2 separate regions of the Homo sapiens genome follow, and region 2 is linked to region 1. Evidence: chromatin loops called from intact Hi-C (ENCODE). Cell type or tissue: mammary epithelial cell. All regions are shown on one strand. Each heading gives the region's core, and the rest is flanking DNA. Links, peaks and the distances in the headings are about the cores only. Region 1 has its middle 96 kb from the start of SCARB1. Region 2 overlaps ZNF664-RFLNA (ZNF664-RFLNA readthrough).

Region 1 (15,818 bases), core at 5,373-10,372:
GGGACGAGGCAAACAGAGGCTTTGGGATGGCTCAAGAAAGGAACAAGGACATCCCGTGTGGAACAGCAGACGTGGCTTTTAGAGACTCAGCAGAGAGAGGACAGGTGCGGTGGCTCACATCTATAATCCCAACACTTTGAAAGGCCAAGGTGGGAGGATCTCTTGAGGCCAGGAGTTTGAGACCAGCCTGGGCAACATAGCAAGACTGTATCATCTCGATTTAAAGAAAGAGAGAAAGAGAGAAAGCAAGAGAGAGACCCACAGTACAACCAAAAGTCAGCACTAACATTTATGGGAACCTGACACTTCTGGGGACAAGAAGGGGCAAGTGAATTTATGCTTTAAAAATCATCATGGCTCCAAACACAGACCAGTAAAAACAAAAGCTCCAGGCCAGGGTTTCTCAACCCTGGGCAATTCTGCCCCCCATGGCACAGGTGGCAGTGTCTGTAGACACTTTGAGTTGTCATAACTGGGAGTTGGGGTGGCCCTGGCACCTCGCGGGCCAGGGATGCTGGTAAACACCCTAGAGGACACAGGGCGGCCCCACAGCCCCAGCGCCAGCAGAGCAGAGGCTGAGTGGCCCCGGTCCAAACAGCCACACAGGGAAGTGGTTGATGGGTATTTGGAGAATGTTAGGTGCCTTGACGTGGTTGAGAAAAGTCTAGACATACCAGATAGCTGTCAGCTTTGGAAGAAGATGTGTAAATATTAAATATGAGGCTTTAACATCTGAGGATCTCTGCTAAAGGGATGGAAGACTATGCTTTCCAGACTGGCAGGGGAGGGGAGGAAGTGAGGAGGCCAGCCCCAGCTCCGTTAAACGCCAAGAAGGGGAAACATCTTCCCATCAGCGCTTTGAGGAGGTTCTCCTTCTTCTTCATTTCACAGATGAGGAAACCAAGGCTCCGGGAAGACCACGTGCCCAGGCGCCATGGTGGTGAGGGCAACCGAGGGGTTCAGCCTTGGAGTCAGACGGCAGCCTGGGCTCACAGGCTGGTCACCTTGGGTGAACGACCTGACTTCTCTGGGCCTTTGCTTCCTCACCTGTAATTGAGGCTGATATGCCCACCGTGGAGGCTGCTGCAGGGATGGGCTGGGCTCACACAGCTCCTCCAGCAGGGAGACAACGCAAGTCCGATGGTTCGAGGCTATCATGAGGGGAACTACCGACCACACAGGCAGGAAGGTCAGGGAGGTGCTGGGGCTCAGGGGCCAGAACGGTAGGGAGCTGCTGCCCCCACAGCGGAAAGGAATTTCACCTGCAGGCAGGGGAGAGAGGGAGCCATGGAAGGGCCTCCCAGCAGGGGCTGAGATGTGGGAAGGGGACAGAGCTGGCCCCACGGTCATGGTCACTGGGCACCAGCCACAGCCAGACCCCCAGAAGCAGGGAGGGCTCTAGGGGCTGAATACTCCAGCCTCTCTGCTTCCTACCCAGCCTGACGCCAGAGGCGTATGGAGTCCACAGGGTCCCCTTCCCCATAGAGAGTGTGGAGCGGGCACCGCAGGGGCCTCTGGGAGAATAACCAGCAGCAGGACAAGCGCCGCACAGGCACCAGGAAGGGGAAGGGCACCAGCCTATGGTTGCAAGAAGCAGCAGGAGCAATGGAGCACAGACCGAAGCCCAGCTCCCCAGGTTCAAGTCCACATCGAGCCCTCCTGGCTGTGTGACCCATGCAAGTGGCTGATCCTCTCTGTGCATCAGCTGCCTGATCCATATAATGGGGTAAGGCTGGCAATCACCTCTGTGGGCCACTGCGAGCGTGAAGCGAGGGAAGGCAGGTAGAATGTATAGCAGGGCCCAGCACACAGTAGGTCCTCAACTAGGCAAAAATCATCCAAACCTTCACTTGAGATCAGGAGTTCAAGACCATCCTGGCCAACATGGTGAAACTCTGTGTCTATTAAAAATACAAAAATTAGCTGGGTGTGGTGGCGCGTGCCTATAATACCAGCTTCTTGGGAGGCTGAGGCAGGAGAATCACTTGAACCTGGGAGGCAGTGGTTGCAGTGAGCCAAGATCGCACCACTGCACTCCAGCCTGGGTGACACAGCAAGACTCCATCTCAAAAAAAAAAAAAAAAATCATTCAAACCAGAAAGAAGAATAAAAGATGGCCCCAGTGGGGGTTGGGGGATGGTCTCTGGAAGGGAAGGGGGCTCAGGACGCCTCCAGTATTTTGTGTGTATTTTCCCCTTGTTCTCAAGAATGCCATGAGAGCTCAGCCAAGGGGACACTCACAAGCTCTGGGGGAGACCTGGGTTGGGATCCCAGCGGCCTCATGACCTCACTGTGCAGCTTTCAACAGCTCATTCAGCCTCTCTGAGCCTTGGTGTCCTCATCTGTAACAAGGGGAGAACTTCTCCTTGAAGAATTTGTGTATGGAGGGAAAGACGCAACAGAAGGCAAGCACTAAGCACATAAAAGGCACTTGGAAAATGTGAGCGCCCTTTTAGAAATTCCCAATGTCTATTTTAACCACAGCCCTGGCTGTTGCATCAAAGAGTGGAGAGCTTGGCTGGAAAATGTTACACCTTTAGGTGTTCAGAGATGTGTGGTGACTTCCTCCCCCAGCTTCGTGCATGTGTGTCTTGTACCAACTCTTTTCAACCCACTCCCCAGGCAGTCCGTGCTGGCCTGGTGCCATCACTGACATCACTGTGGGCAGCCTGGGTTGACCTGGCCTGAAACCCCGTAGTCCTCACAGTCTGTCTGCTGCCTTCTCCAAAGGGAGGGGCTCCCCACACCCTGGTTTGTCTGCCACCAGTGGGATCTGCAGATCTGACTTTCAAGGCACTGTGGCCCCAGAGCAAAGGGAACGGCTCCTTTTTCCTTGGGCATGCAGCTGAGGGCAGAGAATAGCTACTCTGTCACTGGAAGGGATTTCTATGACAGCAGAGATTTGGGTCTGTTTTGTTCAATCCTCTCTCCCCAGTGCCTAGAACCGAGCCTGGCCAGGAACATGTGTTCCATAACCATCTGCTGAATGAATGAAGAGGAAGCTGCCATTTACCGAGTACTTGCTATGAGCCAGGCACTGTGCTAAGCCCGTTCAATGCATCGTTTCATCGACTCCTCCCTGCCCGTGCAGAAGGTGTGTCAGTCAGGGAGGTCTAGGTCATGCTGCAGTAACAAATAATCCCCTAGATCTCCATAGCTTGAAATAACAAAAGTCCGCCTCTTGCTCACGCTGCAGAAGCCAGCTTGGGCTCTGCTCCATGTAGTCCTCATTCTGGGACTCAAGGCAATACATCCACCAATGTCTCAGACATTGCCTGTCACCATGGTGGAAGGAAAGAACTCTGAACCAGCAACTAAATGCTGCAGCCCAAGAAGTGAGCTGAGTGATTCTTTGCTGTCAGCTCATCAGCCAAAACGAGTCACAAACGCAACCCCCCATCCACAGGCAGGCCAGGAAGTGCTATCCCCCTGTGTGCCCAGAAGGTAAAAGTTAGAACTCACGGCCACCACAGTGGTGTTTTTATTATCCTCATCTTTACTGATGAGGAAGTTGAGGCTCAGAGAGGTTAAGTGACTTTCTCAAAGTCACACAGCTAGTGAATCATAAACCCAGGATTCCAACCCAGTTCTCTATGACTCTAGAAGCTAGCGTCTTAGCTGTTATCATTCGAAGCCCTTCAGTAGGATCTGTTTAGCCCCGCTCATGCAAAAAACACCACATTCAGTGAATCAGGCTGATGAGGTATAGCCACCCACACACCTCCAGAAAGAGGTGGATAGCCACAGACGCTTAGACTCAAGTTACACACCTAAAAGGCAGAGGCAAATACCACCTCAAAACTGACAGACTGAGTCCTGGCCAAGACATGTTTCATTTGGCCCACATGGTATTTTTTTTTCTTGAGACATAGTCTTGCTTTGTTGCCCAGGCTGGAGTGCACTGGCGCAATCTCAGCTCACTGCAGCCTCGACCTCCTGGACTCAAGCCAACCTCCCGCCTCAGCCTCCCAAGTAGCTGGGACCACACGTGTGTACCACCACGCCCTGCTAATTTTTGTATTTTTTATAGAGACAGGGTTTCACCATGTTGCCCAGGCCAGTCTCGAACTCCTGGGCTCAAGCAATTCACCTGCCTCAGCCTCCCAAAGTGTTGGGATTACAAGCATGAGCCACTGCACTTGGCTGGCCCATATAGTATTATAATTGGAATTTGTTGCCAATAATTAAAACTCAGGAGATTTCACATTTTAAAAAACCACATTCTCTTCTTAAAAAAAAATAGACGATCTGGCAACATTGGTCTGCATTCCCTTGAGGCAGTAATCAGTTCTGCAATCACAGGAAGGCAGCCTGGGCCGGAGTGCAGAGGGAGGGGGTGTCATTACCCCAGAATCCAACACACAGAATGCCACTGTCTTTAACCACAGGTCTAACGCCTCACTTTCACACTTTAACATGTTTTCATCATGGTCTTAACAATAATGGTGTTGGCCGGGCACGGTGTCTCACATCTGTAATCCCAACACTTTGGGAGGCCAAGGTGGGTGGATTAATTGAGGCCAGGAGTTCGAGACCAGCCTGGCCAACATGGTGAAATCCCATCTCTACTAAAAATACAAAAAATTAGCCAGGTGTGGTGGTGCACACCAGTAATCCTAGCTACTCGGGAGGCTGAGACACAAGAAGAATAGCTTGAACCTGGGAGGCAGAGGTTGCAGTGAGCTGAGATCATGACACTGCACTCCAGCCTGGGTGACAGAATGAGACTCTTTCTCAAAATAATAATAATAATAATGGTGCCAACAGTGTACCTTTAAAAGTGATGAACAGGTGCCACTTTGGGGAGGTAAGGCATCAGCTGTTCCCACACCCACCCCCTTGATCTCTAGCCATGCTTGTGGGTAGGGCATGCCTTTACCCTATAGCCAGTCGCACAAACTACCCTACCACTCAATGAACAAGCACCTGGCCTGTTGGGCCTATTTACACTGCCTGCCCAGTTCTGTAAGCATTTGAACTTGCCTCCACTGATCCACATGCATCCCTCCATTTAAAAAAACTAGTTTTACACAATGTACGATAACCACACTACTCCCATGTGCAAGAACGCTCATGATGTGTTTGACAGTGGCACCTGCTGGTGATGTGTGGTATTACAGCTCAGCTCCACTAGACCTTGTAAATACTTAGCTAAACTGGGTCGTGGATGTTAGGGTTTGTTCCAAGAGTGCTTTATGACACATTTGAAAATCTTCCCAAACTATTTTCAACTGAAAGTGCATAAAATGTTTTTCTTAATGATCCTCATGAGAATCTGAAATTGATGGGGCAGGAATTAGAATTCCTGTTGGACAGAAGTGGACACAGGCACAGAGGGGTCAAAGTGACTTGCCTGAGGGACACAGTGAATCCAATCTTCTTCAGCACACAGCTCTAGCTTCCAAACCCTGCCATCTGCCTAATCTCCAAGGCTGACATCATGAAGGAAACTATGTCCTTCCCTCAAACAGCTGTTACTGCCACAGACAGAGAGACCACAGGGCCAAGCACACCACAGTGCATGACCAGAGATGCCAGTGTTTAATCTCAGAGTCCCTGTTCCCTGAAATGGAAGAAATTCCTGTGGCCCAGAAAAGAACAGATGAGGCTGGTCATAGAAGCAGAGGGAAAATCCCAGAGACCAGAAGGGTGTTGCACAGTTCTGAGAAACCACTGCAGGCCCAACCACAAGCCTCAGGCTTAATACCTTCCATGCCAAGTTGTTCCAGTCCATCTGCAGAGATGTTTTCCCAGGGGAGTGGAAGTCCCATTTTGCAATGGAAGCTGAGGAGGTAAGTGAGATCTGGTTTGCAGAAACATGTGCATCATGGCCAATGTTGCTCAAACATCTGTTCCTGAAAGGGGGAAGAAAAAAAAAAGCTCCCTCTTAAAAGCCTCCCTCTGCCTCAGTCGAGGACTTCTAAATGCTATGAAGTTTGCTAGGGCTAAGGCTTCATGGCAAACGTGTTGTGAAATCTGGAAACACTCATGACTCCAGAGATATTTGGCCTTTATGCTCAGACCCTCCATCCAGCCTAGCTCCCAAGACTTCAGAGAGGAAAGTCAGAGAAACAGCCCCCACCAGGGCAGTGCACCTTATTCTTCCCTCAGCCAAACCTCCAGGCTTCTCCCTCCCAGTTCTCCTGCCCTCTCTTTCCTGTTTTGTTGTGGGTTTCGGAGATCCAAGCACTATTTTTAGACATGTTTATTCTTACTCCTCTTCTTCCCCTCCCATTCTTGACCTCTCTGGAATGAGCCTGGATGCTCCCCTGCCAGGGGCTTTTCTGGAGTGATTGGACACATGCTTGGTATGCGGGGGGCCTCTTTCTAGATGGAGCTGGGACTGGATTTGGGGGAAATGAGCCTTGCAACCTCCTTTCCTCTCCCAGGCTCCTCAGAAGCTCTAGAGCCAGGACCTGTGTGCATTCATTGCCTTTGCCTGGAAATTATGTTTCTTGAAGCTGGGTTCCCAAGTTGAGTTTCACTTGGGATAAGGGATAAGATAAAGTGGGATGCCTCAGCCAGCACCCACAGCAAGCTCTGGTTCCCAGTCAATGAGGAGGTATGCAGAGTAGCTGATAAGCATGTATGCCCCCCAACCAGTGGCCAATATTCATATCCAGACTCCGATCCTTTCCAGCCATAAGACCTTGGACAATGACCTCGCCTCTCTGTGCCTCAGTTTCCTCATCTGTAAAATGAAGATGATGATGATAACAGCACTCGCCTGGGTTATGATGAAAACTAAGTGAGCATATGCCAAGGGTTTAAAATAGTGCACGGCACTCAGAAAGATTCAATGAATGCTAGCAACAGTCTGTTCCAGGAGAGCAAGCCAGGATGCCAGAGCTGAGCTTGCCTGACTGGGCTGGGAGTGGCCGGCATTGAGATTTTCTTTTTTTTTCTTTTCTTTTCTTTTTTTTGAGACAGAGTCTCACTCTGTCGCACAGGCTGGAGTGCAGTGGCACAATCTCAGCTCACTGCAACCTCCACCTCCCGGGTTCCAGTGATTCTCCTGCCTCAGCCTACCCAGTATCTGGGATTACAGGTGCTCACCACCATGCCCAGCTAATTTTTGTATTTTTAGTAGAGACAAGGTTTCACCATGTTGGCCAGGCTGGTCTTGAACCCCTGGCCTCAGGTGATCTGCCCACCCCGGCCTCCCAAAGTGCCGGGATTAGGGGTGTGAGCCACCGCGCCTGGCCCAGTGTTGAGATTTTATATCTTCTGGGCATCTGAGGTTTGGATCAGGATTGCCCATCCCTGGGAGACCACAGCCAGCCATTTGGCCTGGACTCTGAGTTCACAAAAACACCACAAATCAGATTTTGGAGAAGATCTTGAATGTACTGTCCTAGAGCCCCACACCACCAAGATTAAAAGAACTGTGATAATTTCCCCTTTCTAAATCCTGCCCTCTCTGGACATGGTTCATTAAGAATTTTGCAAGCCTTGTAACTTCACAAAAATATATTGCATGACTATTTCATGTATGGAAGCTGTTAAATTTTTACATGTAAACATACAAGAGAACATAGTTCTTGCAGCCTTAGTTCATCAGTTTTTCATTTTTTATCTTTGCTATGTCCAGAGCCTCAAACAACAGACGTTTCCCAGCCCCTGGGACCGCCAGAGAGACCCGGGCTGCTGGGGCCTCCCTGAATCTGGGGCCGCCCTGAAGGCTGGACCCACAGCGCCCCCTGGCGGCCACAATCCGCACGTGCAGCCTCTGGCAGGCCCTGGGCAGGTCTGCAGAACTCCCCTCCCGCAACCACATCCCCAGCCTCGCTACACCCCAGATCATTTATTCATTAACTCAGCAAAGACTGATTTGCATGCATGCCCATGGACCACGAACCCCACAGAACTCGGTGCCTGCCTTCAGCAGCGTAAAGTCTAAAGAGGGAGACAGCGCGACCAATTGCTCACACACACAAAAAAGATCCACCTTGCAAATATAGCCTCACCCCTCAGCCTCCGTCTTCCCATCTGTGAAATGGTCCCCTCAAGTCTCCCTGCTGTACAGGTCACTGGATAGCTCCATGAAACATGTGCTCCCCTGAGCATCAAAAGGGGCTGCTGTTATTTGTGCTGTTGCTACGTTGGGATTCCTGGTGGTGCTTTCTCTCTCTGGCCTCTCACATTCCAGATGCCCTGGGGGTGGGTGGACCGGGATAGGGGATGAATCCGGTGTGGGTGACACAACAACCTCAGTGTCCTGACTCCTCCCTCTGCAGCCCCCACAGGGAGTTCACAGCCATTCAATCCATGCTGAGCTAAGCCCGGGTCTGCACTGGGGGATCGGGGCCCTACTTGCTCCCAGCCCCACCTTCCTGCCTCCCTCCTCAGTTAGTGGCACCTCCCTCTGGCTCACACTTGTAATCTCAGCACTTTGGGAGGCAGAGGTGGGCCGATCGCTTGAGGCCAGGAGTTCGAGACCACCCTGGGCAACATAGTGTGACTCTCTTTCTAAAATAATAATAATAATAATAATAATAATAATAATAATAATTTAAAAATTAGCCAGGTGTCCTGGCATGTGCCTGTAGACCCAGCTACTCGGGAGGCTGAGGCAGGAGGATTACTTGAGCCCAGGAGGTCGAGGCTGCAGTGAGCTATGATCGCACGACTGCACTCAAGCCTGGGTGACAGAGACCCTGTCTCAAAAACAAATGAAAATGGCCTGGCGCGGTGGCTCATGCCTGTAATCCCAACACTTTGAGAGGCCGAGGCAGGCAGATCACAAGGTCAGGAGTTCGAGACCAGCCTGGCCAACATGGTGAAATCCCGTCTCTACTAAAAATACAAAAATCAGCCATGCATGATGGCGGGCGCCTGTGATCCCAGCTACTTGTGAGGCTGAGACAGGAGAATCGCTTGAACCCAGGAGGTGGAAGTTGCAGTAAGTAGAGATTGCACCACTGCACTCCAGCCTGGGCGACAGAGCGAGACTCTGTCTCAAAAAAGAAAACAAACAACAAACAAGCAAACAAAAACAAATGAAAACTAACAAACAAAAAGCAGCCCCTCCCTCCCCCTGGCCGTCAGGCTCAGACACTTGAGAGTCTCACTGGACGCGTCCTCACCCCTCCCTTCCCACATCCAGTTTAGCACCATGTTCTATGAGCTCCAGCCCCTAAAAATACACCCCGCATCTGTCCCTTCTTCATCCACTGCTCCGCCCTGGCCCAGGCCACCACCACCACCACCACCACCATCTGTCACCAGGAGGAGGGCCACTGCCTCCAGCCAGACCTCCAGCATCCACGCCTGCCCCCGCAGCCTCTCCCACAGCAGAAACAGCAAACGCAGCCCTCCCTGATGGAAAAATCTCCAGTGGTTTCCCACTGTACTTAAAATCCTAACTGCGAGGCCCCCCAGCTCTCCACCTCCATCTCCCTCCAACCCCCTCCCACTGTGATCGTGTAAAATATTTATTTGGTCTTCTGCCTTAAAATCCTTGGAATCTCCAAAGTGTTTAGTTTGCCAATGACTCACTGGTGGCCAGCAGCCCCTAGGCAGCTTCAGGATGGGGACTGGTCTCAGGAAAAACCAAGTCAGCGCTACAGGACTGGGACTTTCAGCCCAGTCCCCAACCTCCAGCAGTGAGGGGAGAGAGGCTGAAGGTCAAACTGATCACCAATGGCCTGTGGTTTAATCAATCATGCCCATGTATACAAAAACCATATACATATAGAGAAAGAATGAATAAGACCTACTATTTGATCCCACAACAGGGTGACTATAGTCAAGAATAACTTGATTGTATATTTTTAAATAACTGAAGGAGTGTAACTGGATTGTTTGTAACACAAAGGCTAAATGCTTGAAGGGGTGGATACGCCCTTCCCATGATGTGATTACGTCACATTGCATGCCTGTGTCAACACATCTCATGCACCCCACAACTGTATACACTTACTATGAACCTACAAAAATTAAACATTTAAAAATTTAAAATGATATAATTTTAAAAATTACGCCCACCTAATGAAGCCTCCATAAAAACTCAAGAGGACAGAGTTTTTGAGCATGGGAAGGCTCCTGGAGGGTGGTGTCCTGGAGAGCATGGCAGCTCCATGCCCCTTCCCCATGCCCTTTCCCCGTGCCCCTCCCCCATGCCTCTCCCTAGCATCTCTTCATCTGTATCCTTCTAACATCCTTTATAATAAATAAGCTCAGTGCTTCCCTGAGCCCTGTGAGCCGTTCTAACAAATTAATTGAACCCAAAGACAGGGTCGTGGGAACCCCAATTCACAGCTGGTCTGTGAGAAGCACAGGTGACACATCCCAGGGCTTGAGAGGGGCATCGGGAGTAAGGGGCCGCCCTGGGGTCTGAACCCTCGACCTGTGGGGTCTGACACTGCCTCCAGGTAGACAGCGGCAGAATTGAGTTGAATCAGAGGGCCCCCAGCTGGCATCCGCTGCAGAATTAGGTGTTCATTTGATCTGCTGTGGGGGGAGCCCCCCATATTTGGTCACAGAAGTCTTCTGTGTTGATTGTTGTGGGGTGAACAGAGGAGGAAAAGCAGTTTGCGTTTCTCCCACTCAGTCCCACTCTCTGGGCTCCAGCCACAGCGCACCGTTTCTGTTCTGCGTGTTGCTACCCCAGGCCCTTTGCACATGTACTTCCCGGTTCCTGGAGTGCTCTTCTCCAGATTCCCATGAAGCCTTCAGGAGTTGGCACTTCTCAGAGGAAACTTCCGGAAATGTGCTCTCATCTAAGCAGCCCCCCTGCCCAGCACCTCTTCTCCGGTGCACCCCCTGCTCTTCTTTCTATCCTGGCATCGTTGCTTCCCAGAGTGACCTTACTCATGTGTGACCTTACTTATGAGTGACCTTACTCATACGTGACCTTACTCATGCATTTACTCGCCAGCTGTCTCTCCCACTAGAAGGCAAGTTTGTGAGGGCAGGGAGCTTTCTAGCTTCGTCCAGCTTTGTTGTTGTTGTTTTTCTTTTCTTTTCTCTTCTTTTTTTTTTTTTTTTTTTTGAGATGGAGTCTCACTCTGTCGCCCAGGCTAGAGTGCAGTGGTGAGATCTCGGCTCACTGCAACCTCTGCTTCCAGGTTCAACCGATTCTTGTGGCTCAGCCTCCCACAGCTGGGATTACAGGCGTGTGCCACCACACCTGGCTAATTTTTGTATTTTTAGTAGAGATGGGGTTTCACTATGTTGCCCAGGCTGGTCTCAAACTCCTGACCTCAAGCAATCCGCCCACCTCGGCCTCCCAAGGGTGAGCCACTGCACCCGGTCACCTCTGTATTTCTGAAGCGGATACCCTTGGTGTTCTAAGCAGATCCAAATGAATCCTCTTTTTACTGTATTTGCACACCCCTGATTTTGGAGCATTTTTGTATCCAAAACCCAAGACCTGTTGGTCTGCCTTTGAGAGCTGTCCGTGACCCTGGGCTGCTAGAGTCCCCTTTGCCCTCCTGGGACACTCCCTGGCCAGGAATCTTGGTCTCAGTGTCTGCTTCTGGGGAACCTAACCCAAGCCGATTCGCAATAAATATGAGGGTGTGTGACACACAGTGAGCACCCAAACAGCATTTGCTGAATGAAGGAATGAACAAATCGACACAGACTTCTCAGAGCTTGACTCCCTCTCAGAGCCCAGCAAGTGCTCTGCACACAGTAGGTGTGTGATAAATGTTTGCTGGAGGCTCAGCATTTGAGAGCTTTCATAATCGTCCCAGGCTGTGTACAGAATGCTCACACATCCATTTCTTTTCTTTTCTTTTCTTTTCTTTTCTTTTCTTTTCTTTTCTTTTCTTTGAGATGGAGTCTCACTCTGTCACCCAGGCTGGAGTGCAGTGGGATGATCTCGGCTCACTACAACCTCCACCTCCTGGGTTCAAACGATTCTCGTGCCTCATCCTCCCGTCTAGCTGGGATTACAGGTGCCCGCCACTACACCCAGCTAATTTTTGTATTTTCAGTAGAGACGGTGTTTCACCATACTGCCCAGGCTGGTCTCGAACCCCTGGCCTCCCACAGTGCTGGGATTATAGGCGTGAGCCCCCGCGCCCAGCCCTCACACGTCCATTTCGATTCCACCCTTACAGGGGTTCTCAAAGATTCGTACACAGCAATCTTCACTCCCACCTCACGGCAGTCTCAGAGAGGTTATGAATTGCTCCAAGGCCACCCAGCAACTTGAGCAGAGCAGGGAGTAGCACGCAGGTACTGGGAGTAGCACGCAGGTACTGGGAGTAGCACGCAGGTACTGGGAGTAGCACGCTAAGGAGGAGCAGACATCGTGTGACCCTGGTCGCCCTGTTATAGGGTTGTCACTCTTGTTCCCAAGGCCCCAGAGAGAAAGGGTTAAGACCCCTTTGAAAATCTGAAGACTTGAGGAAATGCTTCCCAGAATAAAACGCCCAGACACACACGTAAAATACAATTTCTAGGGGTCACGGGTTTCCGAAGCCAGGCTGTGGACCACAGCTTCCCCAGTTTAAAATCAATCCACTCCGCTCCAGGAACCGGGTGATCCGCAGCCCCTCCCAGGCAGCAGCCTCTGGACCACCTGTGTGCACAGCTCGCCCCCCAGTGGCCGAGCTCGGAATCGTCCTGAAGTCTCGCGTGCTGCAGCCAGATTGCAGGGGATCGCGGATGGAGAGACAAGTCGGGGGGACTTTACCCCCAGGATGGGGAAAAGTCACCCACAATTCAAGCAAAGATGACCCTTGTGACAGATTAACATTTCAGGGCCGCTACCTGGAGAATGGACGGCTCGGGACACGCGTGGGAGCCGGGAGGCCAGTGGACCAGACTGGCAGAGCCTTCAGGTGAGACAGGATGGCTCCAGGGCAGGGGCTCGGACACAGGGTCCCTGGCCCTGGACCCACCCACGGGGCCGCCACCTCTTGAGCCCCACGCTGACCCCGAGAGGCATTGTTTTCAGCCGAGGACCACCGCCCTGGCCCACTCCATTCACTATCCACTTCACCCATCTCTCCTGGGTGACATCGCTGCAAAGCAGGAGACGTCCCTGCAAAGCAGATCTGAGTCACCTGCTTTAAAGGAGAGAACAGTAGGTCTCCAGAGAGGCTGTGTGACTTGTCCAGGGTCCCACAGCTAGTAAGTGGCAGAACTGTAAAGTTGTTTGAGAGGAAGGGCCGCCTCTGTCTGGTCCACAATTGCACCCCCTGTGCCTAGCGCGTAGTGAGCACTGGATAAGTATGTGTTGAAAGAATGGGTGTCCGCGTGAGCCAAGGAGTACTAAGGAATGTGAGTAACCGCCCCGGCCAAAAATATTCGTTTCCAGCACAAGGGCATGTACCGGGGTTTATGCTGCAGGTCCTTGGAGTTTGGGGTTACAGCAACTGGTGTCAGGACTTCTGGTATTCTAGAACATTCTAGTATCAACTGAGATACAAAGTGCCCCAGGAGTCCTGAGACAGGGAAGAACAGCAAGCAGGAGTGATGGGGGAGGGGTGCTTCCTGGAGGAGAGGGCATGGCTGGAATTGCGCCTTTGATGATGGCGAAGACTGAGAGAGGCAGAGAGGGGGGAAAAGGCCACGCAGGGGCGATGCAGGCCGAGCAGGAAGAAGGGTGCATGGGACACAATCATGGGATGGTGCAGAGATTGCAGGTAGCAGGCTGCTTCGAGGTACTGGGAGGAACGTCCTTAATAGTTAGGTATTTATTTTAATGGCGACTGGAAAACTATTACTTGCCCAAAGGACCCATAATTTCACAGATATGACTGCCTTCCTTTTAAAATAAAATTCTTTAAGAAAAAAAGTAAGCCAAATTAAATCAACATGGTAAGTAGTGGAGTCCCATCGTTGGCAGGGGCTGGCGCCTGAAGTGAAGGCATGAGAAGAAAGTCTCGCAGAGTCAAAGATGCTCAGAATCAGAGACACTGAAGCTCGACCGGGTGTCCCGAACCCCAGCCCTCCAGCTGTGGGGCAGGCGGTGCTTCCCTCCCTGAGCCCTGGCTAAGGTCGTTGGCTGGGCTTAAGACCAAGGATGTGTCCAAACGCACACCCTACAAAAAAATCAAACCTCACTCAGAAGCAAGATGTTCACCCAATGAGACACACGGGAGGCTAAGTCCCTCGGGAACACACACACACACACACACACACACACACACACACACACCCCACACACACACAAACACAAGAATGACTTAAGGGCCAGGGCAGTGGCTCATGCCTGTTATCCCAGCACTTTGGGAGGCCGAGGCGGGCGGATCGCTTGAGCCTGGGAGTTGGAGATCAGCCTGGGCGACACGGCGAAACCCCATCTTTACAAAAATATACAAAAAATTAGCCGGGTGTAGTGGCACAGGCCTATAATCCCACCTACTTGGGAGGCTGGCTGAGGTGAGAGGATCGCCTGAGCCTGGGAGGTTGAGGCTGCAGTGAGCAGTGATTGTGCCAGCCTAGGTGACAAAGTGAGACCCTGTCTCCAAAAAAAAAAAAAAAAAAAAAAAAAAACCGAATGCCTTCTGGGGCCTGTCTTTTTTTCTGTTTTATGAGCAGGTAGACTTGAATGCAAGAGTTAAAACTGTCTGTGATGTGTTGCATACACAGATTAAGTCAAAATCCTCACCGTGGCTATCAAATAACCAAAGCTGGCCTCAGCTTCCCAGAGGATCAGACATGGGGAGTTTGAAGGGAACCATCCTCGGGGCCTGGACTCTCTCCTGAGCTTGTCACTCGCCTGCCATTTCCCCGGGCAGGTCACAAGACCCCCCACCCCTCCACTCTACAGCCAACGGGCAAAGCCTCCCTGACCTCCAGCCCCAATCAGAGGGAACTTCCCGGACACAGGTTTCGAGAACCCATCTAAAGATTGGGTAAGAAATGCTTTTGCAAGCCGGTGGTTTCCACTTTGCTGCTTTCTACAAATTTGAAGAAAGGTCAAACGGACCTGTCTGCTGGGAGATCAGTGAGAATCGCTTCCAATGACAGATCGCCGTGTGACATTCGCATACTACCCAGAAGGAGTATAAGAATTCCACTCCCAGTGACTTCCTTATGAAAACAAGGCTTCTCTGCACTTGCAGGGACAAAGAATTGATGGTAAAAATTGGTTTCATTCTAGCAATACGTGACAGTCATTCACGGATACATGAATTAATTGGGGGTGGAGAGGAAGTCCCACTCATCTCAGGACAAGAAGTATTTCTAAGCAAATAAAAGCCACAATGAGAAACCACTACGAAGGGCTGAAGTTTTTTAAAACTGAAAACACCAAGATGCTGGTGAGGACGCAGAGCTGATGGGAATGCAGCCTGGTACAGCGACTGTGAAACTGGCAGTCCCCCAAAAGTGAAACGCAGAGCTCCAGTTTGACTCAGCAGCTCCACTCCGAGGTATACACCCCAGGGAAATGAACGTACGCCTTCACACACAAATCTGTACATGAACGTTCACAGCAGCTTTGTTCATAGTTGCTGATGTGGTTTGGCTGCGTCCCTGCCCAAATCTCATCTCGAATTGTAGTTCCCATAATTCCCATGTTGTGGGAGGGAGCCAGTGGGAGATCATTGAATCATACGGGCGGTTAACCCCATACTGTTCTCCTGGTGGTGAGTAAGTCTCACAAGATCTGATGGTTTGATCGGGGGTTTCCCCTTTCACTTGGCTCTCATTCTCTCTTCTCTGGTCCCATGTAAGACATGACTTTGCTTCTCCTTTGCCTTCCACCATGATTGTGAGGCCTCCCCAGCCATATGAACTGTGAGTTCATGAAACCTTTTTTCTTTAAAAGTTACCCAGTCTTGGGTATGTCTTTATCAGTGGCGTGAAAACCAACTAATGCAATTGCCAAAGGCTGCAACCACTCTACGTGTCCC
Region 2 (15,818 bases), core at 6,465-11,464, 600 kb before region 1:
GGTTTTGTGGAAGACAATTTTTTCACAGACTGGGCTGGAGGGCGCAGGAATGGTTTCGGCATGATTTAAGTGCATTACATGTGCTGTGCACTTATTTCTATTATTATTACATACCCATTATAATGTAGAATCAGTGGGAGTCCTGAGCTTGTATCCCCGCAACTAGATGGTCCCATCTGGGGGCGACAAGAGACAGTGACAGACCATCAGGCATTAGATTCTCATAAGGAGCACAGAACCTAGATCCTTCGCTTGTGCAGTTCACAATAGGGTTCTCACTCCTATGAGAACCTCACGCTGCTGCTGATCCGACAGGAGGTGGAGCTAAGCTTTGCTTGCTCACCTGCAGCTTACCTCTTGCTGTGTGGCCTGGTTCCTAATAGGACTGATACCCATCTGTGGCCCAGGGGTTGGGGACCCCTGTGTTAGAGAGTCTGAAAGCTCTCTCTGAGAATGTTTTAATCTCGTCTCCATTTCAGTGAGTTTCAGTTCTCTCTTGTGACTTAAAACCCAACAATGTCTATTTCTCACCATCGTGGGCTCAGCTGTATGGCTCTTCTGTTCCCCGTGGTGTATGCTGTGTCTAGAATGTCCAAGATGGCAGCTGGCCCTTTAGCTGGGATGAATGGCAAGTTGGGACCTGGACGGTCATCTCTCTCTCCTTATTGCTACCTTAGGCTTTGTTGTAGCACTGTGTTCTCAGAGTAGCTCAAACTTCTCACATGGTGGCTGCCTCCAAGAGAAGGGACATGGAAGCTGCCAGTCCTCTCAAAGGCCAGGCCCGGAATTCACACAGCCTCACTTCTGCCAGTTTTATTGGTCAAAACCAGTCCCAGGCCCGCCCAGATGGGGAGTGCTGCACACATCTTGTGGGGGAGGCGTTGATGGCAGCTGTCTTTGGAGACACTCTACCTCACAATGACAATATTCCCAATCACTTGGTTGAGTGCTTTGTAACCGAGGACATGTGACTTTGGTGTCCACGACTGCCTTTTCATTTATGATGATATTTGAACCAACTACCACTACTTTAATTGCTCTGGATGTTAAGCAAAGAACAGAGGTTGACTTACTGTGCCAATGGCCATCCCTGCCCAGTGAGGCCTGAATGGCTGTGGCACATGGTGCCAATGTGGTTTCCTACTCCTCTGGTGGACTTAGCTCCCCACAGTGGGGTCCAGAGGCCAGCACCTTATTTGAGCTGTGAGAAGTGACTCCATTCCAGGACAATGGCATCAACTACCACATTATATCACTGTTTTTTAAATTTAAAAAAAATTTTGGCCAGGCACGGTGGCTCATGCCTGTAATCCCACAACTTTGGGAGGCCAAGGTGGGCAGATCACCTGAGGTTGGGAGTTTGAGACCAGCCTGACCAACATGGAGAAACCCCGTCTCTACTAAAAATACAAAATTAGCCGGGTGTGGTGGCGCATGCCTGTAATCCCAGCTACTTGGGAGGCTGAGGTTGCAGTGAGCTGAGATCGCGCCATTGTACTCTAGCCTGGGCAACAAGAGCAAAACTCCATCTCAGGAAAAAAAAAAATTTATTGACAAAATGGTGTAGAAATTCCCCTGTACCTTCCCCCAACAGTTTCCCCATTATTGACATCTTGCATTTGGCACGGGACATTTGTTACAATGAGTGAGCCACTATTTATACATTACAGTGGTCCCCTGTTATCCTCAGGGGACATGTTCCAAGACACCCAGTGGATGCCTGAAACTGTGGATGCCACCAAGCCCCATATATCGTATGTTTTTTCCATCTGATAACTGAGGCAGCGACTAAGTGACTGACAGGTGGGTAGTGTCTACAGTGTGGATATGCTGGACACGGCGAAGGCTCATGTCCTGGGCAGGATGGCACGAGATTTCATGACACTGTGCAGCAGGGTGCGCGGTTGAAAACTTGCAAATTGTTGATTTCTGAAATTTTCCATTTAATATTTTCAGGCTGCTGTTGATGGTGGGTAATGAACCACGGAAAGCAGAACTGCGGATAAGGGGGAACTCCTGTGTTACTAATCGAAGTTCATAGCTTACATTAGGGTTCCCTCACTGTTTGCTTTCTGCATACAATGGGTTTTGACAAACGCATAGTCCCGGAGCCCCCATGACAGTATCACATAGAGCAGTTTCACGGCTCTGAAAATCCTCTGTGCTCCGCCCACTCATCCCTCTATCACCCTAAACCCCTGGCAGCCATTCATCTTTTTCTGTCTCTATAGTTTTGCCTTTTCCAGAATGTCATATAGCTGGAATCATACGGAGTCTTTTCAGATTGGCTTCTTTCACTTGGCAATATGCATTTAAGGTTCTTCTAGGTCCATCCGTGCCTTGACAGCTCATTGCTTTTATCACTGAATAATATTCCATTGCATGGGCGTATCAGTTTATGCGTTCAGCTCTTGAAGGATATCTTGGTTACTCCCAGGTTTTAGCATTTATGAATAAAGGTGCCATAAACATTTGTGTGTAGGGTTTTTATTTTTTATTTTTTGAGGCAGAGTCTCGCTCCATCGCTCAGGCTGGAGTGCAGTGGCGCCATCTCGGCTCACTGCAACCTCTGCCTCCCGGGTTCAAGTGATTCTCCTGCTTCAGCCCCCCGTGTAGCTGGGATTACAGGCACTCACCACCACGCCCGGCTAATTTTTGTATTTTAGTAGAGACAGGGTTGCACCAACCGGCCAGGCTGGTCTCAAACTCCCGACCTCAGGTGACCTGCCCGCCTCAGCCTCCCAAAGTGCTGGGATTATAGGCGTGAGCCACCGCACCCAGCCTATATGCAGGTTTCTGTGTAGACATAAGCTTTCAGATCAGTTTGACAAATTCCTAGGAATATGATTTTTGGATTGTATGGTAAGATTATAATTATCTTTGGAAGATGCCGTCAAACTGCCTTCCAAAGTGGCTGCACCATTTTGCATTCCCACCAGCAGCAATGAGGGTTCCTGCTGCTCCACGTCCTTGCAACGTTTGGTGTGTTTCAGATTTTAGCCATTGCGTAGTGGTATGTAGTGGTAAAAACAAGTAATTCTTTTTATAAATTAAAAAAAAATGTAGCTTTGTGTTATTTATAAGTTGGTTTTAGATGGATAATTGTTTAAGAAGTCTAAGCATACTCATTCATTCATTCAGTAGATATTTGTTGAGCACCTACTATGTGCCAGATATGTTTTAGTAGCTCATGACACAGCAGTGAACAAAGTAGACCCAAATCCTTGTCCCCTCGAAGCCGAGATTCTAGTGGGAGCAGATGGGAGATCTATAAGGTCAGCAAATAAAACACATAGGAAGATGAGTGGGGATCAGAGCTTTGGAGAAAGAGATCAAGGGAGTGGGGGTTATGGGGTACTGGGGAGGGTTGTGTGCACCATCTCAGATGGGGGCCAGGAGGGCCCTCTCTGGGAGGGACATCTGCATGGCCTTAGAAAGGCCAAGACAAGGAGTGGTGGGTGTGGGTGGCGTGCGTGAGGACCAGCAGCACCGCCAGGAGGTGGGAGTGGAGGGAACGAGGACACCATTAGGAAGGGCAGCCAGCCGAGCAACTGGGAGGAGATGGGGGATCACACAGGGCCTCCTGGACCATTGTGAGAACTTAAGCTTTTGCAATAAGTGAGATGTGAGCCCTGGCAGAGTTTTGTGCAGAAGAGTGACAGGAACAGGTGAATGCTTTAAAAGGATCATGTCGCATGTTAAAATACAAGCTGGAGCATGTCACTCTTCTGTTTAAAGCCCTGCAATGGTTCAGCCTGAGATGCCAGTGGCCTTGCCGGGGGTGGACAGCAGGGGTTGCATTCTGGAGGCGTCCGGAAAGCAGAACCAATAGGATTTGCTGACAAATGGCACGTGTGATACAAATGACAGAGAGAAATTGGGGATGGCTTGAAAACATTTGACTTGAACAGCTGGAAGATTGGATGGCGACTTTATACCTGGTTTCAGGTTTTTGTGTTGTAAATCACATTCTCTGATGCATAGTTTAAATAAACAGCTTGAGGTGTCTTTGTAGGAATTTTAATGCCTCGCCATGGAGTCCAGCACATTATTCAAGTTTGATGAACTCTGGCTCAAAAAGGGTATTCCTGTGCAGCAGGACCATAGAACTTATTGTCCAAACTGGGGCATCTCGAGTGAAAAGACTGCTGTTTCTAATCACACTGGGACAACCCATGTAAACCTGGGCTGCCCCAGGCAAAATGGGATGTATTGATGGTTTAGTGAGTGATAGTTCCTGGAAACTGAAAGAGTGAAGCAAGAGAAAGAAAGATGGGAGAAGAAGGGAGAGAAAAAGGCAAGGATAGACCTGCCCACCGGTGAAGGTTGCGGGGCACGTTATCAGGAGGGACAGAAAGTGAAAGGCGAGGTTTCTTTTGCCCAGGGAGGACTGGAATGGCGGGGGCCCTGCTGTGGGTGTTGAGTCCCCAAGGAGCTGCCATCCTCATTTTATCTGGGATGCTCTCTCTATCATCACTCCACTTCCAGATATGTCAGCTCCAGAGGGCAGTCAACACACAAGACTGGACACAGGAGAAAGAGCTTGGGAAAAGGAAGTCTCTAATCCGGAGCCAAAGAGAAGAGCTTGTAACTGATCACGCATGCCTGTGGGTCCAGGCGTCATATTTTGGAGGCAGGTCTCTTTCCTGAGACCCCGGGCTGTGAACAGGTCAGAGGGGTGGACTAAGCCGAATGGTGGTTCTCCCAAAAATGTGTCCACCCAGAACCTGTGAATGCGACTTTATTGGGAAAAAAGGTCTTTGCAGATGTGATTAGGTTCCGTGTCTTGAGTAGTAAACAAAACAAAGTCCCCTGCCCTCAGAGCTGATGCTGTAGCACAGTGACATCCCCGATGTTATGCTGGTTAGTGTGGGAGCTGGGAAAGAATGTGTCCCAAGGAGGTCCTTTCCACTCGACTTGCTGACAGCTCTGATGAGAACTGCAGGGCCTTCCTGTTTCTCTCCAAGCAAAAGCCAGAGCTTTTTCCAAGGTCTCTGTCACCACACACACCACCCCATTCCCTCTCTCATCTCCTCCTCTCATGCACACTGCCCCAGCCACCCCCGCCTCCTCACTGTTCCTGGAGCCTTCCAAATATGCTCCCTGCCCCAGGGCCTTCGCACCTGCTGTGGCCGTGCCTGGGACACTTTCCCCCTCAGCTTGGCTAAATCCCTGTGATCGCTTCGTGTTGCTGCTGTAACAGATGATCACAAACCGAGTGCTTAAAACAATGTACATTCATTATCTCACAGTTCTGGAGGCCAGAAGTCCAAAATGCATCTCACCGGGCTAAAATCAAGTCGTCCACAGGGCTGCATTCCTTCTGGCGTGCTGTGAGAGGCTCTATTCCCTGACCTTGTCCAGCATGTAGAAACTTCCTGAATTCTTTAGCTCATGGCTCCTTCCTCATCTTCAAAGTGCACATTCCAACCTCTGATTCTGTCATCACTTCTCTTCTGACCTGATCCTCCTGCCACCTCCCTCTTTTTTTTTTTTTTTTTTTTTTGAGACGGAGTCTTGCTCTGTTGCCCAGGCTGGAGTGCAGTGGTGTGATCTCAGCTCACTGCAACCTCCACTTCCCGGGTTCAAGAGATTCTTCTGCCTCAGCCTCCTTAGTAGCTGGGATTACAGGTGTGCATGACCACACCTGGCTACTTTTTTTTTGTATTTTTAGTAGAGATGGGATTTCACCATGTTGGCCAGGCTGGTCTTGAACTCCCGACCTCAGGTGATCCATCTGTCTCGGCCTCCCAAAGTGCTGGGATTACAGACGTGAGCCACCGTGCCTGGCCATATCTATTCTTTATTACCTGCTTCCCGCAGTAAAATGCCAGCCCCAGAGGGCAGGGATCTTGACCATTTTCCTGCTTCCTTAATAGGAGCTCAGAGGATCTGAACAAGGGTGCTATTTATTGAAAGAAAACACGAGAGCAATTAGCCAGTGCCACCAACAGGCACGCCTAGCTCAGTCTCCAGACGGACGATTCCAGAATCAGACAGCTCTGTGCCGTTCCCCTGCACACATGGCCTTGAAAGCAGCTGGCCCAGTGGCCTCGGGTTCCAGGCTTGCCACAGCTCTGCTCTTCCTGACCTCCAGCCTGGGGCCTGGGGCCTTTTTCCAGTTTCAAAATGATAGTAAAAGGAAATTCAACAGCACTCCAGTGATGATGGGGTATTTTCTAAGACACAATTTTCTAAGTCTTGATGCTTCCAATTTCTGCCATATCGGGAGCATTTGGCCATCTTTTGGAAGTGAAATCTGTTTTATTGGTCTTAATCTTGTTCAGTTGTTTCTCCGGGGCCTGCGCGACACTGTCAGGGCCTTGGAGGCAGCTTTGGCAGGACTTCTGGGGAAAGTGCCTACTGGTGATAGAAAAAAATGGGGCCTTGGTCTGTTGGATTCCCAAAAATGCAGGCATTCCCAGCTGCTGGAGAGCAGGCACTCAGGGCCCCGGCTGCAGCTGCAGCTGGAAAAAGAAAAGGGAAAAAAAGGGAGAAGGAGGCTTTGAGAGCAGCTTTTCCGCACGGTTCCAGGAAGCTAGATTGGGTATATCCAAACGAGGTGGTTCATGGTAAAATCAGAAAAAAAGAAAAACCACAATGGAAAAGCAAGGGAAAGAACAGTTTCTTCTAAAGAGAAACGCACAGAGGCCATGTGAGTTAATCCCACCCTCCCCTTCGCTAGTTATCTTTTTGCTGGGTTGCATAACTGAGGAGGGAGAAAGATCCTAGGGCTGAGAGTTGGAACACAGAGGTTTTGTTTCATTTTTTTAATTAAAAAAAGTTTTATTTCCATAGGTTTTTTGGGGAAAAGATGGTATTTGGTGACATGAGTCAATTCTTTAGTGGCGATTTGTGGGATTTTGGTGCACCCATCACCCAAGCAGTGCACACTGCACCCAATTTGTCATCTTTTATCCCTCACCCCCTTCCCACCCTTTCCCCGAGTCCGCAAAGTCCATTGTGTCATTCTTATGCCTTTGCATCCTCATAGCTTAGCTCCCACTTATGAGTGAGAACATAGGATGTTTGGTTTTCCATTCCTGAGTTACTTCACTTAGAATGATAGTCTCCAATCCCATCCAGGTTGCTGTGAATGCCATTAATTCATTCCTTTCTATGGCTGAGTAGCATTCCATTGTGTATATATGCCATGGTTTCTTTATTCACTCATTGATTGATGGGCATTTGGGTTGGTTCCACAATTTTGCAATTGCAAATTGTGCTGCTATAAACATGCGTGTGCAAATATCTTTTTCATATAATGACTTCTTTTGCTCTGGGTAGATTCCCGGTAGTGGGATTGCTGGATCAAATGGTGGTTCTGCTTTTAGTTCCTTAAGGGATCTCCACACTGTTTTCCATAGTGGCTGTACTAGTTTCATTGCCATCAGCAGTGTAGAAGGGAACACGGAGGTTCTTTTTTTTTTTTTTTTTTTTTGAGACAGAGTCTTGCTCTGTTGCCCAGGCTGGAGTGCAGTGGCGCGATCTCGGCTCACTGCAACCTCCACCTCCTGGGTTCAAGCAATTCTCCTGCCTCAGCCTCCTGAGTAGCTGAGATTATAGGCGCCCGCCACCATGCCCAGCTAATTTTTTTGTATTTTTAGTAGAGATGGGGTTTCACTATGTCGGTCAGGGTCAGGCTGGTCTTGAACCCCTGACCTCGTGATCCACCCACCTTGGCCTCCCAAAGTGCTGGGATTATAGGTGTGAGCCACCGCGCCCGGCCAACATGGAGGTTCTAACCGAACTCTGCCTTGAACATGAGCTGTGTGACTTTGGGTAAATCACTCACCCTTTCTGAGTCTCATTTTCCTCATCTGTACAATGAAGGGATAGTAATTATTCTAGCTTCCGAGACTGTGGGGAAACTCAAATGAAATAACATACAATATCATTAATATTAGAGTCACTATTGTTATGATTCCAGTTTTACAGATGGAGAAACAGGGCTGGACTGTTGAGACCCGGACTCCCAGGTCATTACTTCTAATTTCCAGAATCCTTGCTGGATTCCTCTTTTAAGGCGACTTACCTAAGCTAAATTTAATGGAGTCTATTTCGGCAATTGTTTAAAATTTTGAAGATTCACCTGAATAGCAGAACTTTCCTACCTAAAGCAAATAATATCTAATTTATAAAAAGTTAACTTCTCAAGAGCAGCACCTCTAAGTTCAGGAGGTTCATGTCTTTATAAATATGTGGTTTGTACTTACTATTTGGACATAATAAAAAAAGGGGTTCTTAACTAGGGAGAGGTTTGAAATAATGATTTCAGGATGTTATAATACACATTTGGTGCTTTTTAAAAAAAATGGAGTAGGGGAGAGGTTTGGCTGGAAGAGTAACATTTCACCACCAAGTGGCTCAATTAGAACCTGAATGCGAATTGCTTCTCACCTCCTATATTCATGCCTTTTGCAATGTGACCTTGAAGCTTCTCCAGTCCACAAGGTGGCAGGTATTCACCACCTTCTGTGAGTTGCCTTAGCCAAGAGAATGAGAAGAAAGTGATGATGTGCCAGTCCCCAAGGTAGGCCTCAAGGGCTGTTGTTTGTTTCCACTTAATCACTTGAGTCTCTGCCACCGTTGTGAGAACAAGCCTAGTTAGACATGTGGAGCACAGGTTAGCCATCTAGCGGTTCCTGCTGAGGCCAGCCTGGATTAGCCAACATCCAGCCAACTCCTAGACATCTGGGAGAGCCCAGCCAAGATCAACAGAGCCTCCTACCAACCACCCCAGATGTGTGGGTAGTGAACACTCACTGGTGTTTGCCTCTGAACTTCTGCAGTTGTTTGTTTTGCAGTGATAACTGACTGATACAAGTACCAAGGCCAGATGAGTCTCAGAGGAGCCATCGAACCCACCCTCCTTTACCAAATCCCCTCTGGGAGAAATGTCCTATTCCTGGAGTGTTATAGGTGCATTAAAGACTGTGCCTGACTTTGAGTGACACATGTGAGGTGTTTGGGAATGTGTTTGGTGCAGCCTCTGCTGCTGCCAGCTGGTGCCCTGCCCTGAGTGGCTTTCTGGGTGTGGCTTGGGTTGGGCTGGCCTGGAGGGGGAAGAACCACCTCATCTAGTTTCCCTGGACTTTGTGCCGGCTTCTGGAGGTTCCATATCCACTGAGTTCTGCAATAGGAAAAATAGTCATCATCATCATCATCATCATCACCATATGTATTTATCAGGCCCTTATATACCAGGCGTGAACTGGACTGTTTCCTTATGTTCCCTCATTCCTTTGTCACAATAGTCCTCTGAGGAGGGTTGTTACCCCCATTTTACAGATGAGTGTATTAGTCCGTTTTCATGCTGCTGATAAAGACATACCTGAGACTGGGAAGAAAAAGAGGTTTAATTGGATTTACAGTTCCACATGGCTGGGGAGGCCTCAGAATCATGGTGGGAGGTAAAAAGTACCTCTTACATGGCAGTGGCAGGAGAAAAGTGAGGCAGATGCAAAAGCAGAGACCCCTGATAAAACCATCAGATCTCATGAGACTTATTCACTACTACCAGAGCAGCATGGGGGAAACCACCCCCATGATTCCAATTATCTCCCACTGGGTCCCTCCCACAGCACATGGGAATTATGGAATACAATTCAAGATGAGATTTGGGTGGGGACACAGCCAAACCATATCTTTCCCCCCTTGGCCCCTCCAAATCTCATATCTTCATATTTCAAAACCAATCATGCCTTCCAAACAGTCCCCTAAAGTCTTAACTCATTTCAGCATTAACCCAAAAGTCCACAGTCCAAAGTCTCATCTGACACAAGGCAAGTCCCTTCCACCTATGAGCCTGTAAAATCAAAAGCAAGCTAGTTACTTCCTAGATAAAATGGGGGTACAGGTATTGGATAAATACAGCTGTTACAAATGGGAGAAGTTGGGCAAAACAAAGGGGTTACAAATCTGAAATCCAGTGGGGCAGTCAAATTTTAAAGCTCCAAATGATCTCCTTTGACTCCATGTCTCACATCCAGGTCATGCTGATACAAGAGGTGGGTTCCCACAGTCTTGGGCAGCTCCACCTCTGTGGCTTTGCAGGGTACAGCCTCCCTCCTGGCTGCTTTCACAGGCTGGCATTGAGTGTCTGTGGCTTTTCCAGGCACATGGTGCAAGCTGTCGGTGGATCTACAATTCTGGGGTCTGCAGGACAGTGGCCCTCTTCTCACAGCTCCACTAGGTAGTGCCCCAGTAGGGACTCTCTGTGGGGCCTCTGACCCCACATTTCCCCTGCACTGGCCTAGCAGAGGTTCTCCTTGAGGGCCCCACCCCTGCAGCAAGCTTCTGCCTGGGCATCCAGGCATTTCCATACATCTTCTGAAATCTAGGTGGAGGTTCCCAAACCTCACTTCTTGGCTTCCATGCACCTGCAGGATCAACACCACTTGGAAGCTGCCAAGGTCTGGGGCTTGCACCCTCTGAAACCATGAGATGAGCTGTACCTTGGCCCCTGTTAGCAACAGCTGGAGCAGCTGGGATGCAGGGCACCAAGTCCCTAGCCTGCACACAGCATGGGGACCCTGGTCCTGGCCCACAAAACCATTGTTTTCTCCTAGGCTCTCAGATCTGTGATGGGAGAGGCTGCCATGAAAACCTCTGACATGCCCTGGAGACATTTTCCTCATTGTCTTGGGGATTAACAGTCTGCTCCTTGTTACTTATGCAAATTTCTGCAGCCAGCTTGAATTTCTCCTCAAAAAATGGGTTTTTCTTTTCTACTGCATCATTAGCCTGCAATTTTTCCAAACTTTTATGCTGTTTCCCTTTTAAAATGGAGTGCTTTTTTTTTCCTTTTTGAAATGGAGTCTTGCTCTGTTGCCCAGGCTGGGGAGTGCAGTGGCGTGATCTTGGCTTACTGCAACCTCTGCCTCCCAGGTTCAAGCGATTCTTCTGCCTCAGTCTCAGTCCCAAGTAGCTGGGACTACAGGTGCCTGCCACCATGCCTGGCTAACTTTTGTATTTTTAGCAGAGACAAGGTTTCACCATCTTGGCCAGGCTGGTCTTGAACTCCTGACCTCATGATCTGCCCGCCTCGGCCTCCCAAAGTGCTGGGATTGCAGGCAAGAGTCACTGCGCCTGGCCTGGAATGCTTTTAACAGCACTCAGCTCACCTCTTGAATGCTTTGCTGCTTAGAAATTTCTTCCACCAGATACCCTAAATAACCTCTCTCAAGTTCAAAGTTCCACAAATCTCTAGGGTAGGGGCAAAATGCCTCCAGTCTCTTTGCTAAAACAAAACAAGAGTCAGCTTTGTTCTAGTTCCCAACAAGATCCTCATCTCCATCTGAGACCATCTCAGCCTGGACCTTATTGTTTACATCACTATCAGCATTTTTGTCAAAGCCATTCAACAAGTCTCTAGGAGGTTCCAAACTTTCCCACATTTTCCTGTCTTCCTCTGAGCCCTCCAAACTGTTCCAACCTCTGTCTGTTACTCAGTTCCAAAGTTGTTTCCACATTTTCAGGTATATTTTCAGCAATGCCCCACTCTACTGGTACTAATTTACTGTATTAGTCCGTTTTCATGCTGCTGATAAAGACATACCTGAGACTGGGAAGAAAAGGAGGTTTAATTGGATTTACAGTACCATCATGGTGGGAGGTGAAAGGCACTTCTTACAAGGTGGTGGCAAGAGAAAAATGAGGAAGATGCAAAAGCAGAAACCCCTGATAAAACCATCAGATCTCATGAGACTTATTCACTACCACAAGAACAGTATGGGGGAAACCACCCCCACAATTCAAATTATCTCCTACTGGGTCCCTCCCACAATATGTGAGAATTATGGGAGTACAATTCAAGATTCAAGATGAGATTTGGGTGGGGACACAGAGCCAAACCATATCAATGAGCAAAGTGAGGCTCAGGAGGTGACTTCATTTAATTGCCCAAAGCCACCCAGCTAGAAAGTGCCGCAGTCAGCTTTGAACTCAGACAATCTGCTTGAGTGAGAATCCCAACTCCACCACAGCTGGTTGTATGATCTTGGGCGAGGCACTTCACTCCTCCAGACTCAGCAACCTCCACCAGGAAACAGTGGTAAGAATAGCTCCTCCCTTATTGGGTTGTAGTGAGGACTGAAAGAGGTACTACTTGGGAAGGGTTTGCAACATGATCTGGTGTTCAAGAAGCACTCTAATTGTGTTAGCTACCACTATCATTGTTATTATTGTTGCAATTTTTATTACTCAAGGTCATGCCTTTTCTCCTCCAGGGTCAAAGGTGGTCTCACTCAAGGTGAGAGAAGGGACCATGAACTAGTGGGGTTTTTCTTTTTCTTTTTTTTTTGAGATGGAGTCTCACTCTGTCACCTAGGCTGGAGTGCAGTGGTGTGATCTCAGCTCACCATAACCTCCACCTCTCAGGTTCAAGCGATTGTTGTGCCTTAGCCACCCAAGTAGCTGGGATTACAGGTGTGCGCCACCACACCCTGGCTAATTTTTGTATTTTTAGTAGAGACAGGTTTCACCATGTTGGCCAGTCTGGTCTCGAACTCCCGACCTCAAGTGATCCACCCGCCTCGGCCTCCCAGAGTGCTGGGATTACAGGCGTGAGCCACCTAGCCTGGAGTTTTTTCTTTAATTTGGAGGAGGGAGGGGAGCTTTGGTTCTGACCACAGAGTGTGAACAAATTTTGGTGTCTGCAGCAGAAGTAGACTAAGGTGACCCATTGTCCTGGGTTGATGTCTGTGACGGAGGGGTTTCCTGGGATTTGAGACTGTCAGTGCTAAAACTAGGAAGGTCCTGGGCAAACCAGGAGAAATGTGTTACCCTAGAGCCGATCCAACATGCCTGAAGCTGTTTCCCTGGGCTTGGTTCTGGCTTCCAGAGGTTCCACTTACAGAGGTTTCCTTATAATAAACATAGGTTAGATTAAAAGCAGAGAGGAGGGAGAAGGCAGCTCTCCTCTCAGGAGGAAGGTGGGCAGTGGCTGCTAAATAACAGACCTCATCTTAATCCAGGGGGCTGGATTAATCCAGGTGTCCCTGGACAGCAGCCTGGACCTCTGCACGTGTCCCCTTATTGGGTCCCAATTTTCCATCGTTCTTGGGGCTTCCTCCAGGCCCGCTCTGGGCAGGCAATAGAACTGCCTCTTCCTGAGAGTTCTCTGCTGCTCTGATCCCAAGAAGGAAGCTGGGGTTCTTGGGAACCTATGGCCTGTCACAGCTGCCTTAGGGATCGTGCACCTTCATCTCTCCATGTGAAGGCACACAAAGCCCTACTGTTTGGACAGGTCAGGAGTGCCGGCGCCCCTCCTCTGGTTTCTGGTCGCACACGATGGCTTAAGCTTGGAGACTGTGCTGTGCAGGAGACAGATTCCGCCGCCTCCCCCACTCGGGTCTGTTTTTCAGCCGTGGCTCCGGCAGTGGGTCTGATTTTATCCCGCAAAGTGATGTCCTGTGACCGTTCGATAGTTCCCTGAGTCACTCAATAAGCCAGTTGGGCCCCATCTCCCTGCCCTCTTGCGAGTGTCGGGCAGAGCCATGCTTCTTTGTCACCCCTCTTTCAGGCTCTCACGTTCGCCGGCTCATCTTAGAGCTTCCTGAATACACGGGAAGCTTTCGCATCCCACAGTGTTCCCTCTTCCAGCCTGGTGCAGAGGCTGTGTGGCCTGACGGTCAGGAACCTGCGCTCCAGGAATCTTGGTTCTGCTACTTAGCAACTGAATCGGGCAAGTCTTTTCACCTCCGAGATCTCAGTTTCCCCAACTGCAAATGGGAAACAAGTATGTTCTAGTTATCCATTGCTGCACTAAAAAATCACCCCAAAATATGGTGGTTAAAACAATAGTTGGTTACTATTTCTCACGGTTCTATGGTGTATTAGTCCGTTTTCACACTGCTGATAGAGACATACCCGAGACTGGGCAATTTACAAAAGAAAAAATTGGACTTACAGTTCCACATGGCTGGGGCAGCCTCACAATCATGGCAGAGGGCAAGGAGTAGCAAGTCCTGTCTGACATGGATGGCAGCAGACAAAGAGAGAATGAGGAAGACACAAAAGCAAAAACCCCTGATAAAACCATCAGATCTCATGAGGCTCATTTACTACCATGAGAACAGCATGGGGGAACCACCCCATGATTCAATTATCTCCCGCTGGGTCCCTCCCACAACACAGGTGAATTATGGGAATACAATTCAAGGTGAGATTTGGGTGGGGACACAGAGTCAAACCATATCACAAGGTATGAGTAGACGAGGCTGTCACTGTTCTTGCTGACAGTGTCTCCTGAGGCTGCAGTCAGATATTGGCTGGAGCTAAAGTTATCTGAAGGCCCACCTGGGCTGGTGTCCAAGACGGCGCACTTCTACAGCTGGTGGTTGATGCTGGCTGTGGGCTGGGAACTCAGCTGGGGTTGTTAGCGTCAGTGCCTATACCTGGCCTCTCCATGTGGCTGGACTCCAAGAGGGAATGTCCCCAGAGCAAATATTTCAAGGGAAGAGAAGTAGAAACTTCTAGACCTCTTCAAAGGTAAGCACTGGGATGGCACGACATGATTAGTCAAAACCTTCAAGGGGGTAGCATAGTTCCCAGTGTTCGGGGGGAATGGCAGTGTGTACAGGGAACGGACAAGTGGATGGCAGCCTCCCACAGAACATAATATATCCTGGCATATATCACAGAACGACACCCAGTCCACAGTGCTGTGGCAATGCTTTGAAGGGATATGCAGGGGGAGTGTCTGGCATGTAACATGCATTTGTGAAATGCTGCTTGCTCCCAGCATTCACTGTTAAAGAAGCAGAGGCTGGAAGAGTCTTGCATACATATATCAGTCTAACCAGGCAGGAGTGAGGCTGGCATCTAGGGGCCCCATCTGCTGAAGCCAAGCTCTTGAGTGCTCCAGAGAATAACCAAAGACAAACTCAGGAACAGAATAATAATCATAATAGTTACAGTTATTACATATTATCTAATGGAGAATAAGATAACTGTAATAATATTAGTCGTAAGTATATATTATCTTATAGAGAATAATATAACTATAATCATAATAAGTATTATGTATTATCTAATAGAGAATAATATAATTATAATCATAATAGTTATATCTACTATATAGAATATATTAACTATTTTATTAATTATATGCTATATATACTATATAATATATATAATATACTTAGCTATTATGTATTTGTTATGGTTTGACTGTGTCCCCACTCAAATCTCATCTTGAATTGCAGCTCCCACAATTCCCACATGGTGTGGGAGGGACCTGGTGGGAAGTAACTGAATCATGGCGATGGTTTCCTCCATACTGTTTTCCTGGTAGTGAATAAGTCTCATGAGATCTGATGGTTTTATAAGGGAGAGTTTCCCTGCACATGCTCTCGCTTTGCCGGCCGCCATGTAAGATGTCACTTTGCTCTTCCTTCATCTTCTGCCATGATTGGGAGGCCTCCCCAGTCATGTGGAACTGTGAGTCCATTCAATCTCTTTCCTTTATAAATTACCCAGTCTTAGGTATGTCTTCATTAGCAGTGTGAAAACAGACTAATACAGTATTATATATACTACATTACATATAATTATTGCATATAATATGTATACTATTATATATGCCATCTTGTATATAATGTATAACACTCTGTTATTACTGTTGATCACCCTTATTGCACCCTCATTCCCTTTGTAGAGCTGGGAAACTATACAAGTAACAGGAAGCCTCTCCTTGCCTCCCTGATGACAAAAGCATCTTCTGCTTTGCAGACCTGGGTGGAAGGGTGGGGTGGGGCCTGACTGATTACCAGCAGCACTGGGCTATCTCAACTTACCACACACCTTCAGTGTTG

What was found. Peaks named below come from ENCODE experiments on the same cell type or tissue, not always from the same donor. Only the 100,000 strongest peaks of a DNase experiment are listed, where the experiment ranks them.
Region 2: it touches region 1 in a loop (4-fold over the local background); 3 of 110 quality-filtered maps call a loop at or near these places.

The regions. Positions count from the first base shown.
Region 1 is chr12:124,759,466-124,775,283 of GRCh38, forward strand. No RefSeq gene overlaps it. Among named protein-coding and RNA genes, the nearest start is that of SCARB1, 96 kb to the right of the region's middle. RefSeq lists enhancers at 1,220-1,720, 12,612-12,681, 14,803-14,962, 14,973-15,022, 15,083-15,242 and a silencer at 14,598-14,892. In mammary epithelial cell, for the core only: a CTCF peak has its summit at 7,701 (motif pointing left); a DNase peak (open chromatin) is centred at 5,646; H3K27ac peaks cover 185 bases.
Region 2 is chr12:124,153,892-124,169,709 of GRCh38, forward strand. All of the region lies in intron 3 of ZNF664-RFLNA (ZNF664-RFLNA readthrough), which reads left to right. Among named protein-coding and RNA genes, the nearest start is that of RFLNA, 130 kb to the right of the region's middle. In mammary epithelial cell, for the core only: a CTCF peak has its summit at 8,468 (motif pointing right); no DNase peak of the experiment used is centred there.